Linked DNA regions of Homo sapiens: region 2 is linked to region 1. Evidence: chromatin contacts called from ENCODE Hi-C or POLR2A ChIA-PET data. All regions are on one chromosome and are shown on one strand. Each heading gives the region's core, a stretch centred on a gene start or an enhancer-like site at or near the end of the contact. The rest is flanking DNA. Distances are from core to core; before and after follow the strand shown.

Region 1 (6,767 bases), core at 1,973-4,472:
ATAATTTTGTATTTGACTTTTAAATAAGGACCATAAATCACTTTTATAAAATACATTCTCTCCAGCCCCTACTACTCCTTTAAAGAATAAGAGTGGTTTGCCCAAGAAAGACAGTTTTTTTTGCTCTGGTTTTCTTGATTCTGACATCAGAGGAAACTGCTTCTCATCCACTTGGGGCTCTGGGTTCAGGGGATTCATTTCAGGCAGATTAAAGTGGTGACCAGGGGCATTCGTGGACACAGGGAGGGACAGGAGCACCATCAGTTTGTCTCACACAACCACTGTCATCCTCACTGAAGGCTGTTGCCTGATCAAAAACAGTATTGGGCCAGGCACGGTGGCTCACACCTGTAATACCACCACTTTGGGAGGCTGAGGTGAGTGGATCACTTGAGGTCAGGAGTTCGAGATCAACCTGGCCAACATGGTGAAACCTTGTCTCTACTAAAAGTTCAAAAATTAGCCAGGCGTGGTGGGTGCCTGTAGTCCCAGCTACTTGGGAGGCTGAGGCAGGAGAATTGCTTGAACCCGAGAGGTAGAGGTTGCAGTGAGCCGAGATGGCACCACCACACTCCAGCCTGGGCGACCGAGGGGGACTCTGTCTTAAAAAAAAAAAAAAAAAATATATATATATATATATATATATGTCAAAAATGGGGTAGTTTTTAGATCTATAGTAGTTCTAAAAACAAAGGCCATCCAAGCATGACAGATTTACAAGCACTATTGGCTATTCCAGTAGTTACAATGGAGGAGAGAAGCTTTTAGTTAAAACAAACAAACAACACAACAAACCCAGAAACCTTAGGTCAAAACCAAAATTGTCCTCTCAGACACAATCTGGGAATTTTCTCATGACAGTGGGCATTAGCCAACTGACATCAGCAGCAACCATCCGTGTGCACACAGTGGCACCACCTCCTCCCAAAAAGCAGCCTTCATCTATGCCCTCATACAATCGTTGATTATTCTCTTTGGATTGAGGCCCGGAATTATTTAAGTTTCTTCTTGCCAGCATGAGTCTTTCCTTTCTGTATGCTCCTTATCTTCTCTCTTTAATTTGGCAGTTCTGCTTGAAATCTGGGTCTTTCATTAGTAGTAGTTCAATTTGGTTCCAGAACATTCTGTGGTGTGATGCAATGTGACCAGAGCTCACACTTCAGAGCTCTTCAAGGGCCAGTCTTACTGAGCACCTCCCAGTGGCTGCCTGTGTGCTGGGCGCCACTTGTGGTGGGCAGGAGAGAGGAGGGGACACAAAAGGAGACACAGCTCCTTCTTAGAAGCTCAAAGTTGGGGACCAGCTGCCACAGAAGAGTATGTTTAGCATCTGAGACACCAAGATCCAGCGTCACAAGGGTGTTTATTAAGCCTCCTCATCTCTTTCTTTTTCTTTTTTTTTTTTTTTTTCCTCAGGCAGTCTTACTCTGTCACCCAGGCTGGAGTGCAGTGGCATGATCTCGGCTCACTGCATGCAACCACCACCTCCCGGGTTTAAGCAATTCTCCTGCCTCAGCCTCCCCAGTAGCTGGGATTACAGGTGCCCACCACCACACCCAGCTAATTTTTGTGTTTTTAGTAGAGACAGGGTTTCACCATGTTGGTCAGGCTGGTCTCGAACTCCTGACCTCAGATGATTCACCCACCTCGGCCTCCCAGTGTGCTGGGATTACAGGTGTGAGCCACCGCGCCTGGCCTTGCTGTTGATTCATCTATAGTATGTTTGACTTGATGACCTCCAGTTACCTTAGACAGAGGTTCTCATCTAAGCTCCAACTTTCCATTTCCTTTGTCCTCGTCTTTCCCCTTAACCCCTCCACATTTCTCTCAAAATCACCCCACTTCTAAAAAATACTGTTTATTTTTCTTTTAAATTTCAAATTATCTATACTCATTGAAATAAATCAAAATAGCATGGAATAAGCGAAAAAAATGGATCCCACCCTTCCCCACTCCCATTCCCTAGGGCTAACCATAGTTAACCATTTAATGACTAGGTTTTTTTGTTGTTGTTATTTTTTATTTATTTATTTTGAGACAGAGTCTTACTCTGTCACCCAGGCTGGAGTGCAGTGGTGTGATCTCGGCTCACTGCAACCTCTGCCTCCCAGGTTCAAGCATTCTCCTGCCTCTGCCTCCTGAGTAGCTGGGATTACAGGTGCCTGCCACCACACCTGGCTAATTTTTGTACTTTTGGTAGAGACAGGGTTTCTCAATGTTAGCCAGGCTGGTCTCGAACTCCTGGCCTCAAGTGATCTGCCCACCTTGGCCTTCCAAAATACTGGGATTAAGGTATGAGCCACCGCACCCAGCCCTCCTGGGCTCTTTTCCTTTAGTTGCACTCGCTCCCCGCTCCTGGAGTAGAGGGATTTCCGAGAGACTGTGGGCTCCAGCCTTCACCTAGGCCCAGGACTAGGATGCCTGCCCTAACATTTATCTTTATACCTTAAAGCAAAACAGCTGGACCATAAGCATTCAAGAACAAACTGTGAATAAGGAGAAAGTTCTCCCAGGAAACAAGAGCTTTAGTTCTGTTGGGCCAGCCCTTATATTCCTTAGCTGTTACCAGTCACTGCTTGATTTAATCTCGGCTATCACTTGGCCTGACAGGTCTGCTGCTGGTGCCAGGATGTCTGGGTTTTGAAGCCTGGCTCCATTACATACTTCCTGTGTGACCTTGGGCAACTTACTCAACCTGTCTGTTCCTCAGTTTCCCCAGCTGTATTATGTCAGCATAATAGTTTGTTGTGTGAATTAAATGAGGTAATAACTGGAAATGCTTCAAACATGGTTCCTATCATGAGAAATCCTGCTTTCCGCCTAAATGTGCTGGAAAATTCCTGGTGGTGCAGAACAGGAGACCAGAGCAAAGGAAAGACAGGGTGCAGAAGCCAAAAATTACCTTGGAGAACAAAGCGCATGTTAAGGTTATTTTTGGATTCTAGGTTTATCTCTGCTTGGTCTTCAGTTACCTGCAAGAGATCCATTTAGGGGATTTTTGTTTGTTTTTAACGATAGCTTTATTGAGATATAATTCATATGCCATAAAAGTCACTCTTTTAAAATGTTTCCGGTATATTCACAAGGCTGTGCAGCCTTCCCTGTCCTTGATTCCAGTCTGAGTTTTTAACTGAAGGGATAAGGAGGACCACGCTTTCCCCAGACCAGAACCGCGGGCCAGGGGGCGATTCTGCTGAGTCACCGCGGGCGCCTGGTGCGCGGCGGCGGAGCCCGGGACCTTCCTTGGCTGCCCCCTAGCGAGGGCCGCAGCGCAGCCTGAGACACCCGCCGGGGCCGCTCCACGGCCGTCGGATTTAGACTGGAAGCTCGGTCCAGGTCCCCAGCTTGATGCGCCCGCGGTGTAGGAGACCAGCCCGACTCGGGCTTCCCCTGAGCCCCTGGACTCTTGACTCCAGCAGGGCCTGGGTAATGAACGTCAGCTCCCCTTTCCCAAAGGGGTTGCTCTGTTGGGAAGGCACCCGTTTGATACAGTAGCATAGAGATGGGTTTTAGCATCAAAATATCAGAATTCAAGCCTTGCTCTCTGCTTACTAGCTGTGTGACCCTAAAAAGGTTTCTGAACGTCTCTGAGCTTCAGTTTCCTCATCATTCCTTCTCACGGGGTGGTTGTGAGCATTACAGAGATCCTCTCTGTGAAGCCCCTGTGAGTGGCTCATCCTGAGGGCTGAAATAAACATGTTATTAATAATCCAAAACTGGCAAGGGATGTTGACTGGTCCCCCTCCCTTGCCCAAGGAGCTTTCTAGAACCTGAGTTATCATTACCAAACTGTACTGCCTTGAGTAAGAAAGTTAGAAGGAATGGGAAGGATGGTGGCAGGTGGAGGAAGGCGGATTGGTCATCACCTCCTTGCAGCAAGAAACAGCCCCAGATCGTGGGAAACCTACAGACCTGCTAGACAGACTAGGAGCAAAAGCTGGGGCTTTAAGAATCCCCAGGGAGGTTCTCCTGAGAGAGTAGCCAGTTGGATTTTGTAAGCAGAGATTTGTTTGGGGAGGAGGTGACAACGTAGGGAGCAGAGGGGCAAAGCTGTCGGGAATCCTGCCTTGAGGGCAGGGATGTGTGTTGGGGGGAGTTGGGTCACTGGGGCTCGGTGGCCTTGGGCAAGTTTCTACCTCTCAGGTCCTTTACCCACCTAGGGTCGCCATCCTGCCCACCTCACAGGTTACAGTGAGCCTGGATGCACTGTCATGGGCAGGTGCCCAGGAAAATGGCAGACATGTTCCAAACAGCACGCAGCATTCCCCAGTGATGCCCAGGGTCACCTTGGAGGTGGGCGAGATGCCTGGGGTTTCTCGTCCACCCCACAACACCTCAGGGGACAGCCAAAGCTGTCCCTTCAGGTAAGCTGCACAGAAGATGTGAACTCTGCTGCAAAGACTCTATTCTTTGGGAGCAAAAGGGACCCAGGGTCTCACCTGCACATCCCTGTCCCTGAGGGCCTAGGGGTTCTTGGAGGCCCCAGCCTTGGCAAAATGAGGAAGAAGGTGAAGGTTGTCTGGGCCCCTGCCAGGCTCCTTCCTCGGCCACGCACTCCCCTTCCTGCACACACACCCTTCTCCCTCCACCCCATCTCCATTGTTGTCAGAAAAGTCACAATAAAAAGGTCCATATTGTCTAGTTCCCATACTTTTAATTTTTAAAATTTTATTTATTTATTTATTTATGTATTTTTTGAGACAGAGTCTTAACCCAGGCTGGAGTTCAGTGGCATGATCTAGGCTCACTGCAACCTCTCCCTCCTGGGTTCAAGTGATTCTCATGCCTCAGCCTCCCGAGTAGCTGAGATTACAGATATGTGCCACTATGCCCAGCTAATTTTTGTATTTTTAGTAGAGACGGGGTTTCACCATGTTGGCCAGGCTGGTCTCGAACTCCTGGCCTCAAGTGATCTGCCTGCCTGAGCCTCCGGAAGTGCTGGGATTTCAGGTGTGAGCCACCGCACTCGGCTCCACACTTTTCACTTATTAAAAGACTGTGGTGTCCATCAATGGATGAATGAATAAACCAATGTGGACTATCCCTCCCATTACCCAAGGAATGAAGCACGGAGCCGTGCCAAGATCTGGATTCACAGTGAAAGAAGCCAGTCACCAAAAGCCACGTGCTGTGTGACTTCCCTTATACGAAATATCCAGAAGAGATACATCCATGGTGACAGAAAGTAGATGAGCAGCTGGGGACTGGCGAAGGGGAGAAGGGGGAGCAGCTGTCTATGAGGTCCAGCCTTTCTTCTGGGTTTGGTGAGAATGTTTTGGAACTAGATAGAGGTGATAGTTGTACAACATTGTGAATGTACTAAATGCCACTGAATCATTCATTTTAAATCGTTCTTTACGTTGCATGAATTTTAAGTCAATCAAAAACAGTTGTTTGAAAAGAGAAAAGCCTATGGGTAGCGGCAGCAGTGATTGGATTTATGATTCGATTCCATGGCTCATCCCTCCCCTGCCTCACCCCCTCGCCCTCCGACGTCTTCTTCTTTTACTCTGAACTGTTATCTTTGTTCTCATCTCTCTCTCTCTCTCTCAACCCTGCAGACACTTTTCCCTTTCTTTGTCTGCCCCCACCCTCCAGATTTCCGTGTCTCCAGTGTCTCCCTACGAGGCATGAATTGAGACTGGGAGGGTGTGATTCTGAAGAAGGCACCAACAGTGACTCAGCTAGCCCCTTCCCCCACCCCGCCCCCCGGGCCTCAATTTAGCTAAAAAACCACAGGGACGGACTCAGGAGGCAATACCTTTCCAAGGGTCCCTAAAAAATGTCCCATTTTAGTGTCCAGGTTTCACTCAACTTTAGTGCCTCCCCTAAAATGTGTTCCTTACCTCCCACCCCACTGCATCTAAGTCACTGCCTGAGAAAACAGGATTGAGGAAAGGAGAAAGGAAGAGAGAGAGAGAGGAGGAGAGAGAGAGAGAGGGAGGAAGGCTGATGGATTTAGAAAAGAAGAAAACAAGTGGTCTGAGGAAAACAGCCTTGGTGTGTTTATTTTCCTGTCTGTGTATCGCTTCTCGGCCTTTTGGCTAAGATCAAGTGTATTTTCCTGTCTGTGTGTCTCGCTTAGATTACAGGGATCTGTGGGTGATGACACGTCTGGTCCAGGCTGCGTAGTCACCTCAAGGGCATGCTTATTGATGTGTTTTTCAATTCACTATCTTTGCATGGGAGTCCCAGGCCAAGAGGCACAGCTGCGCCATTTGTCTGTTGGTTTAGATATCCTTTATCCAGTTCTTCCAGAGAAATCATCCTGCCCTTCTGGAGGAGGTGGGCAGCAGGGGTCAGAGATGGGAGGGAAAGGAAGGAGCCAGGTCCTTGGCTAGGATGCCAGGGTCCCCTGCCTCTCACCTGGCCTGGGCTGGAGGCCTCCTGCTGTCCTGTCACTGATCACTACCCCGCCCCAGCCTCCTGAGTTAGAAGACACAGGCTAAAGTAGAGTATTTCTTCATTGAAAAACCCATACAAAATAAAGGTTCATAAAAAATAAAAATTTAGACTGGGTGCTGTGGCTCACACCTGTGATCCCAGCACTTTGGGAGGCCAAGGCAGGTGGATCGCTTGAGCCCTGGGGTTCATGACCAGCCTGGGCAACATAGTGAAACCCCATCTCTACAAAAAATACAAAAAATTAGCCAGGCATGGTGGTGCATACCTGTGGTCCCAGCTTCTCAGCCTATGGACCCACATAGAATACAATGTCAGCATAAGAAGGGAGCCCTGGGGTCACCAAATGGTTTGGGCGGCAAAGAACC
Region 2 (6,930 bases), core at 1,609-4,108, 320 kb after region 1:
GGAGAATCGATTGAACCCAGGAGGTGGAGGTTGCAGTGAGCTGAGATCACACCACTGCACTCCAGCCTGGGTGACAAAGCCAGACTCTGTCTCAAAAAAAAAAAAAAAAAAAAAAGGCTGAGCACGGTGGCTCATGCCTGTAATCCCAGCACTTTGAGAGGCTGAGCCGGGCAGATCACCTAAGGTCGGGAGTTTGAGACCAGCCTGACCAACATGGAGAAACCCCGTCTCTGCCAAAAATACAGTATTAGCAGGTCGTGGTGGCACATGCCTGTAATCCCAGCTACCTGGGAGGCTGAGGCAGGAGAATCGCTTGAACCTGGGAGGTGGAGGTTGCAGTGAGCCGAGATTGTGCCACTGCACTCCAGACTGGGCAACAAGAGTGAGACTCTGTCTCAAAAAAAAAAAAAAAAAAAAGAGAGAGAGACAGGGTTTCACCAGGTTGGCCAGGCTGGTCTTGGACTCCTGACCTCAAGTGATCTGCCCGCCTCAGCCTCCCAAAGTGCTGGGATTACTGGTGTGGGCCACTGCATCTGGCTCCCACCATCTCTATTAAAATAAGATAAAATAAACATAAAATAATGAACCGACAAAATAATAATACAATTCATTGTAAGTAAAATGCTATCCTGAGTTCTGTGAGTCATTCTGGATAATTCAAATTCTCTAGAATTACCACCTCAGCTGACTTTTTTTTTTTTTTTTTGTAGAGACCAGGCTGGTCTTGAATTCTTGAGCTCAAGTGATCCGCTTCCCTCAGTCTCCCAAAGTGCTGGAATTACATGTGTGAGCCACTGAGCCTGGCCTACAAATTCTTTATTATACAACACACAGTAGATGCTCAATAAATATTTGCTAAGCAGAAACATACACTCAAAATACCAGAAATTATCAAGGAAGTTGCCAGTTGGTCTCTTGGGTTCTTCCTCCCGACAGGTATACACACCTATTGTAAAGATGAACACATTAGGCTGTGAGAAACCAATACTGTTAAACATTCCAATCAGGTGACAAACTCCCTGGGCTCTGGTTTATATTACCAAGCAACCTGATGATAACTTGGCTTCCTGTGTGGCTTGTTTATAGAAAGAGAATGCTACCCAGGCTGACGTGAGTTGCATTTCTGAGTTGATTTCTCACTGTAAATTAATAAACTGGCATTCTGGCTACATAGATCAGTCTCTTTGAACTCTTTGTACCTTCCACCATTAGTGTGATTTCTAAGGCTGCAAGCCAGACACTGCCCAAGACCCAGCACTGGACTCTGGTGAGTTCTTCCAGCTGTTGCCACCCCAGGAGGCTCTGGGAGCCCCTGGGAACCATCCAGCTTGCTCTCTGTCTCTACATTTCAGGGTGTGGGTTTCAGGGCATTCACAACATTCCTGCAACAGAAGAGTTTTGGGAACACCCCCAGCAGGATGTGGGTGATTTGAATGTATGTCAGAGATGTGGTTGTAACTGAGAAATCTTAAGCCTAGTGAATTTTATTCCACTTGACTTAAATAAAGAGCACGTGAAAGAAGGGGATCTGAGGACATCTATGAACAGGGCCCCGAGGGCATGAACTTACTAGTGTTTATATGACTAGTGTTTATCTGGGCCTGTCTAGTCTGGAGAACCTGACTCTGGTGTACCCAAGCTTTGCAGTGGCTGTAGAGGTTTGCTCTTTTGGAGGGAGAAGATAATTCATTCCTCCAACACCTGAATGAGGGTAGATTAACCCACCTCCTTCAGCTGCAATTTGGCAAATTTCTCTTCTTTGATTTAATGCTCAACGGACAAATTTCCTTTCTTCTTCTTCTTCTTCTTCTTCTTCTTCTTCTTCTTCTTCTTCTTCTTCTTCTTCTTCTTCTTCTTCCTCTTCTTCTTTTTTTCTCCTCTTCTTCTTCTTCTTCTCCTCCTTCTCCTTCTTCTCCTTCTTCTTTTCTCTTCCTTCTCCTCCTCCTTCCTCCTCCTCCTCTTCCTACTCTTCTTCCTCTTCCTCTCCTCCTCCTCTTCCTCCTCCTCTTCCTTCTTCTTCTTCTTTCTTTTTTTTTCGGTTTTGAGACAGGGTCTCCGTCACCCAGGCTGGAGTGCAGTGGCACGATCTCGGCTCACTGCAACCTCCACCTCCTAGGCTCAAGCGATCCTCCCACCTCAGCTTCCCATGTGGCTGGGACCAAGGCGTGAGCTACCATGCCCGGCTAATTTTTGTATTTTTTGTAGAGACAGGGTCTCTCCATGTTGCTCAGGCTGGTCTTGAACTCCTGAGCTCAAGAGATCCTCCTGTCTCAGGCTCCCAAAGTCCTGGGATTACAAGCACGAGCCACCATGCCCGGCCTCAACAGGCAACCTTCTGATTAATAATTAGACCTCTGTGCCGGCCGTCGTGGCTGATGCCTGTAATTCCAGCACTTTGGAAGGCCAAGGCGGGTGGATGGCTTGAGGTCGGGCGTTTGAGACCAGCCTGGCCAACACGGTGAAACCCCGTCTCTGCTAAATATACAAAAATTAGCCTGGCATGGTGGCGTATGCCTGTAATCCCAGCTACTTGGGAGGCTGAGGCACGAGAATCGCTTGAACCCGGGAGGCAGAGGTTACAGTGAGCTGTCATATATAATGAAACAGTTTTACTAAACTTAGGAAGCAGTGACTTGGTGTCTCTAGAAATTGCCTAACATACACATTCCAGGATACATTCTCTGTCATCTGGAATCTCCTCCCTTCCACAAACCCACGCTGTCTTAAGCACTATTTTCCTATTTGTTGTTGACCTAATCTAGAAAAAAGCGGCCATCACTCTTTCTCCCCCACTCAGTCCCTCAGTCCCGAAACACCCTTATTCTCCGCACTTGTCACCCCACCCTCTGCTGCCCCCACCGCAGCGCGCAAACGCACACGAGTTTAAAGTTTAGGCTGTGATGCTATCCTCGCCCGCAGATCACAGGACAGACATTCTCGGGGACAACTTTGCGAGGCCATGTGCTCGTCCCCCTTAGGAAGGAAGAGGGAGAAATCCCTGCGGCTCGGTTTTGTTCCAATGGTCTGCTCAGCGAGTGATTCCCGTTTCCCCAAAGGCTGCCCCTCATTAGCATGAACGGGGACGCGGGTGTGGAGAAGGGGTTAGAGGAGAGAAAGCAAGCAAAAGCCCAGGCTCACTTTTAGAGCCTGGGAACCCTGTCTGCAAAAATGACAGCTAGAGCTTTCTGGCTCCTCTGTTTAATCGTCGGATCATCCCCCGAAGCTCCGGTGGAGAGAAAAAGTAAGATCGGTGTAGTGCGGAGCCCTGGGAGCGGAGCGGGGATCTGGGGAGGGGGCGCCCAGGCCTCAGCCGCCGGCCGACAACCGGGCCACCTTCCGTGAGGCCGCACACGCTCCCACAGGCCCGCGCCTGGCGCAAGCCGAGAACCGCGCGTCGCCGCGCCGCGGGCCCGCGACGGAGGAAGCCCCGAGACGCGCGCGCTCACGGGCCCTACGCTTCCCCGCCGCCCGGCCGCGCGCGCGCGCCGCCGAGGGCCCCGCCGGCCCTGCCCACCCCAACCGGCCGCGCGCCGTTGTGCCGGCCCCCGGCTCGCCGCCCGCGCCGCCGCCGCGCCTCAGCTTCAGATTCGGCCTCAGTCAGCCGCGCAGGGACGCGGAGCCCGGCGCCGAGCTCTGCGCTTGCGCTTGCCGGGCGGGCATGGACGGGCGAGAGGCGTTCTGCAAGCGCGAAATCGGTGAGCCCGGCCGCCGCGCCGCCGCCCCGCGAGCCTTTCCGAGTCCCGGAGAATCCTGCACGCGAGATCCCAGGGCGCCCGACCCATGCGGGCCGTTTCGCTGTTGCTAAAAACCAACGCCCAGGGACTGGGAGAGGAACTGGGGTTCCCAAACTGTTTTTTGGAAGCAGCGATGAACGGGATAGTGCATGACGTGGACGTGCTGGGCGCGGGCATCTGGCTGGTGACCCTGCTGGTGGATCGGGACGGGCTGTACAAGATGAACCGCCTGTACCTCACTCACCCCCGACGTCTTCTTCTTCCGAGTCCACATGTTAGTCCTGGACTCCTCCAGCTGCAATAAACCGTGTCCAGAGTTTAAACCTGGTATTGAAACTGAGCTGAATGACGCTGCATATGTACTTTATACCACCGTTTGTAACGTGGGTGCCACAGCCCGGGCTGTGGGTCGTCCAGTCTTTTTTTGGGACGGATGGGGGACAGTATTGTAACATGATTAGGATTTAGACGACAGGTATTATTTCCGCCACTGTGATTTAAGCACCGTCAGCCCCACCCCCACGGGTGAGAACGGCAGCTGTTGGCACAAAGCGGGCTGTCAATAAATAGATGTTGACAAATGGAGTGAGCGACCACCAAACACCATTGCCAGAAGGGACTGTACAGAACTGAGTTTAGAAAAGCTGCTTTTTTGGGGGAGTGTGTGGAGGGTTGGTAGCGGGGAATACCCACTCCCACATCTTTTTTTTTTTTTTTTTTTTTTTTTTAGACAGAGTCTCGCTCTGTTGCCCAGGCTGGAGTGCAATGGCGCCATCTCAGCTCACTGCAACCTCCGTCCCCCAGGTTCAAGCCATTCTCCTGCCCTCAGCCTCCCAAGTAGCTGGGATTACAGGCTGAGCCACTGCGCCCAGCCCCACTCCCACATCTTTCTAGGCATGTGCTCTGGGAAATCCTGATACAATGTGATAAGGACCTTTGTTCTGTAATGTGGGCTGGTTACGTATTGCTTTCCCTTCCCCACACCCCGTGCTACTTTTTGTATTTTTAGTACAGATGGGGTTTCACCATGTTGGCTAGGCTGGTCTCAAACTCCTGACCTCAAGTAATCTGCCCGCCTCGGCCTCCCAAAGTGCTAGGATTAAAGGCGTGAGCCACTGCACTGGCCTGGTTGGGTTGGTTATCTTCTAAAGGTCGCTAGACTGTTTCCACCTTGCCTGTAGACTAAATATCAGTTTCAACTTGTGCAGCAAGATAGTAGATTGCAGCTTAGGTATTTCTTAAAGGCCTTATATTTTCTGTTTCATGGCATTTAAAAGACGCTATGAATTAATGTTCTGGTTATTTTGTCCAGGCAGCAGGTATATTGTGATGGGCCACATCTACCATAAGAGAGGGCAGCTTCCTACAGCTCTGCTCCAGGTCCTGAGAGGCCATCTCTGTCCAGGGGATGGACTGCTGAGGAGCAGCAGCAGCTATGTGAAAAGGTTTAACCCAAAAAGGGAAGGGCAAATTCAAGGTGCAATTCATACCCAATGCATTTGAAACAACCATCCTGGCATTTCTGGATCACAAGAGACATCGGCAACAAGACATGAAAGGTCTATCTTCATGTAATGGGTCCTCCTTTAGAAGAGAGCCCAAAGCTACTCTATGAATGACCTGCATAGTTACAACTGTAATCTCGAAGGTGTCACTTTGTTATTTACAAGATGCTTCTTAAATGGGCTGCTCCTGAGCTCAGTGTCAAGGTGATTCAACTGTTGTGCCAGACAGTGATTTACACAGCTCAGATAACTGACCTGTCTAGTTAACAGATCACTGCTTCATGTTTTTAAATATTTTAATTTAATACATTCTTTAGTAGAAATAGTCCACAAAACATTTTCCTGAATTTAAATACACAACTTTTATATCATGTATCAAACCTGATTTTATATTCAAACCTGATTTATATTCAAAACTTATATGTGAAGATTAAATTCTTCACATAACAGTAAGCGCACTAGTCAAAAGACATTTACCTATGAAACGTCATTTAGATCAAACACAAGGGTCAAAGCCCAGGACAAGGATTAAAATTTTACACTTAAAAAGTACCAAGCCGGGCGCGGTGGCTCACACCTGTAATCCCAGCACTTTGAGAGGCCGAGGCGGGTGGATCACCTGAGGTCCGGAGTTCGAGACCAGGCTGACCAACATGGAAAAACCCTGTCTCTACTAAAAATACAAAAATTAGCCGGGTGTGGTGGCACATGCCTGTAATCCCAGCTGAGGGAGGCTGAGGCAGGAGAATCACTTGAACCCAGGAGGCAGAGGTTGTGGTGAGCCGAGATCGCGCCAGCCTGGGCAACAAGAGCAAAACTCCGTCTCAAAAACAAACAAAGTGTACAAAAGGGCCAGTGTGCGGATGGGTGGATTAAAAAAATAAATTTTAAAAAAGTGCCAAAGGGCTTACTTCAGGCAAAAGTGTTCCTGATGTACCAAAGAGTAAGATATAGTTTATTTTCATGCCTCCCTGCTCCTAATAATGTATGTTTTGTGCTGAACTGGCAGCTATCCCAATGTGAACTGTATTCTGAGTGTATCTGATATCATTTTTCTATTAAGACCAAGTATAATGTTTGCTTGTAAAGCAATAAATCTTGCTTTGAAATTAGACCTTGGATGCACCTGTTTATTTTTGTTTTGTTTTGTTTTAGCCTTTGAGCCCTAAAGGTTTGAGAAAAAGCCTTTCTCAAATTCATTCCCCAAACCTTGGAACCAATATTAACCAATGACAGCTCACAAGCAAGTGAATTCTAAACATTTTTCAGTTGGTTTTAAAAAGGTTTAATCACTAGCTAAATTAAATATTGATTTTATACCTGAGTCCACAAAGACATGAGAGTATTTTTTCAGAAGATAAGGCTGTACTTCAGTTTATAAGAAGTACGGTGAACAGAGACACCACTAATGCATAGATGAAGATGACTGCCTAAAGAGAGACAGGGGAAGGAATTTCACTGGAGAGAGAGCAGCCTATTTGGCCTCACGGTGATGCACTCAGGAAGGTCAGAATGTGTCCTGACGCTGTCCATGGCACCCAGTAGTAGCACTGTACACATAAAGGACATCCAGGACGGGACGCTAGGGAATCACAGGAGCCAAGAGGCAACAGCCTAACATTACAATACCTGATACTATTATTTGTTCCAATTATGGGGCAGACAGGTAATAAAGAGTTGAGAGGTTCTGA

Evidence for each region. A loop is a pair of places that touch in the nucleus more often than their neighbours do. ChIA-PET counts read pairs that join two places held with the same protein, here RNA polymerase II (POLR2A). Pooled maps may share reads with other maps.
Region 2: a pooled map shows a loop between it and region 1 (6-fold over the local background). The contact joins two enhancer-like sites. A Hi-C loop is called at or near these places in 5 of 50 pooled maps. POLR2A ChIA-PET finds 5 or more read pairs at or near these places in 2 of 52 experiments (HEK293 and PC-9).

The regions. Positions count from the first base shown.
Region 1 is chr17:45,945,994-45,952,760 of GRCh38, forward strand. All of the region lies in intron 1 of MAPT (microtubule associated protein tau), which reads left to right. Among named protein-coding and RNA genes, the nearest start is that of STH, 50 kb to the right of the region's middle. Within about 2 kb of position 3,223, at least 8 of the 41 ENCODE cell types and tissues checked have a DNase peak (open chromatin) inside an H3K27ac peak, as active enhancers do.
Region 2 is chr17:46,263,458-46,270,387 of GRCh38, forward strand. It overlaps a transcript of LRRC37A not described here and the pseudogene LOC100132570. Among named protein-coding and RNA genes, the nearest start is that of LRRC37A, 28 kb to the right of the region's middle. Within about 2 kb of position 2,859, at least 33 of the 41 ENCODE cell types and tissues checked have a DNase peak (open chromatin) inside an H3K27ac peak, as active enhancers do.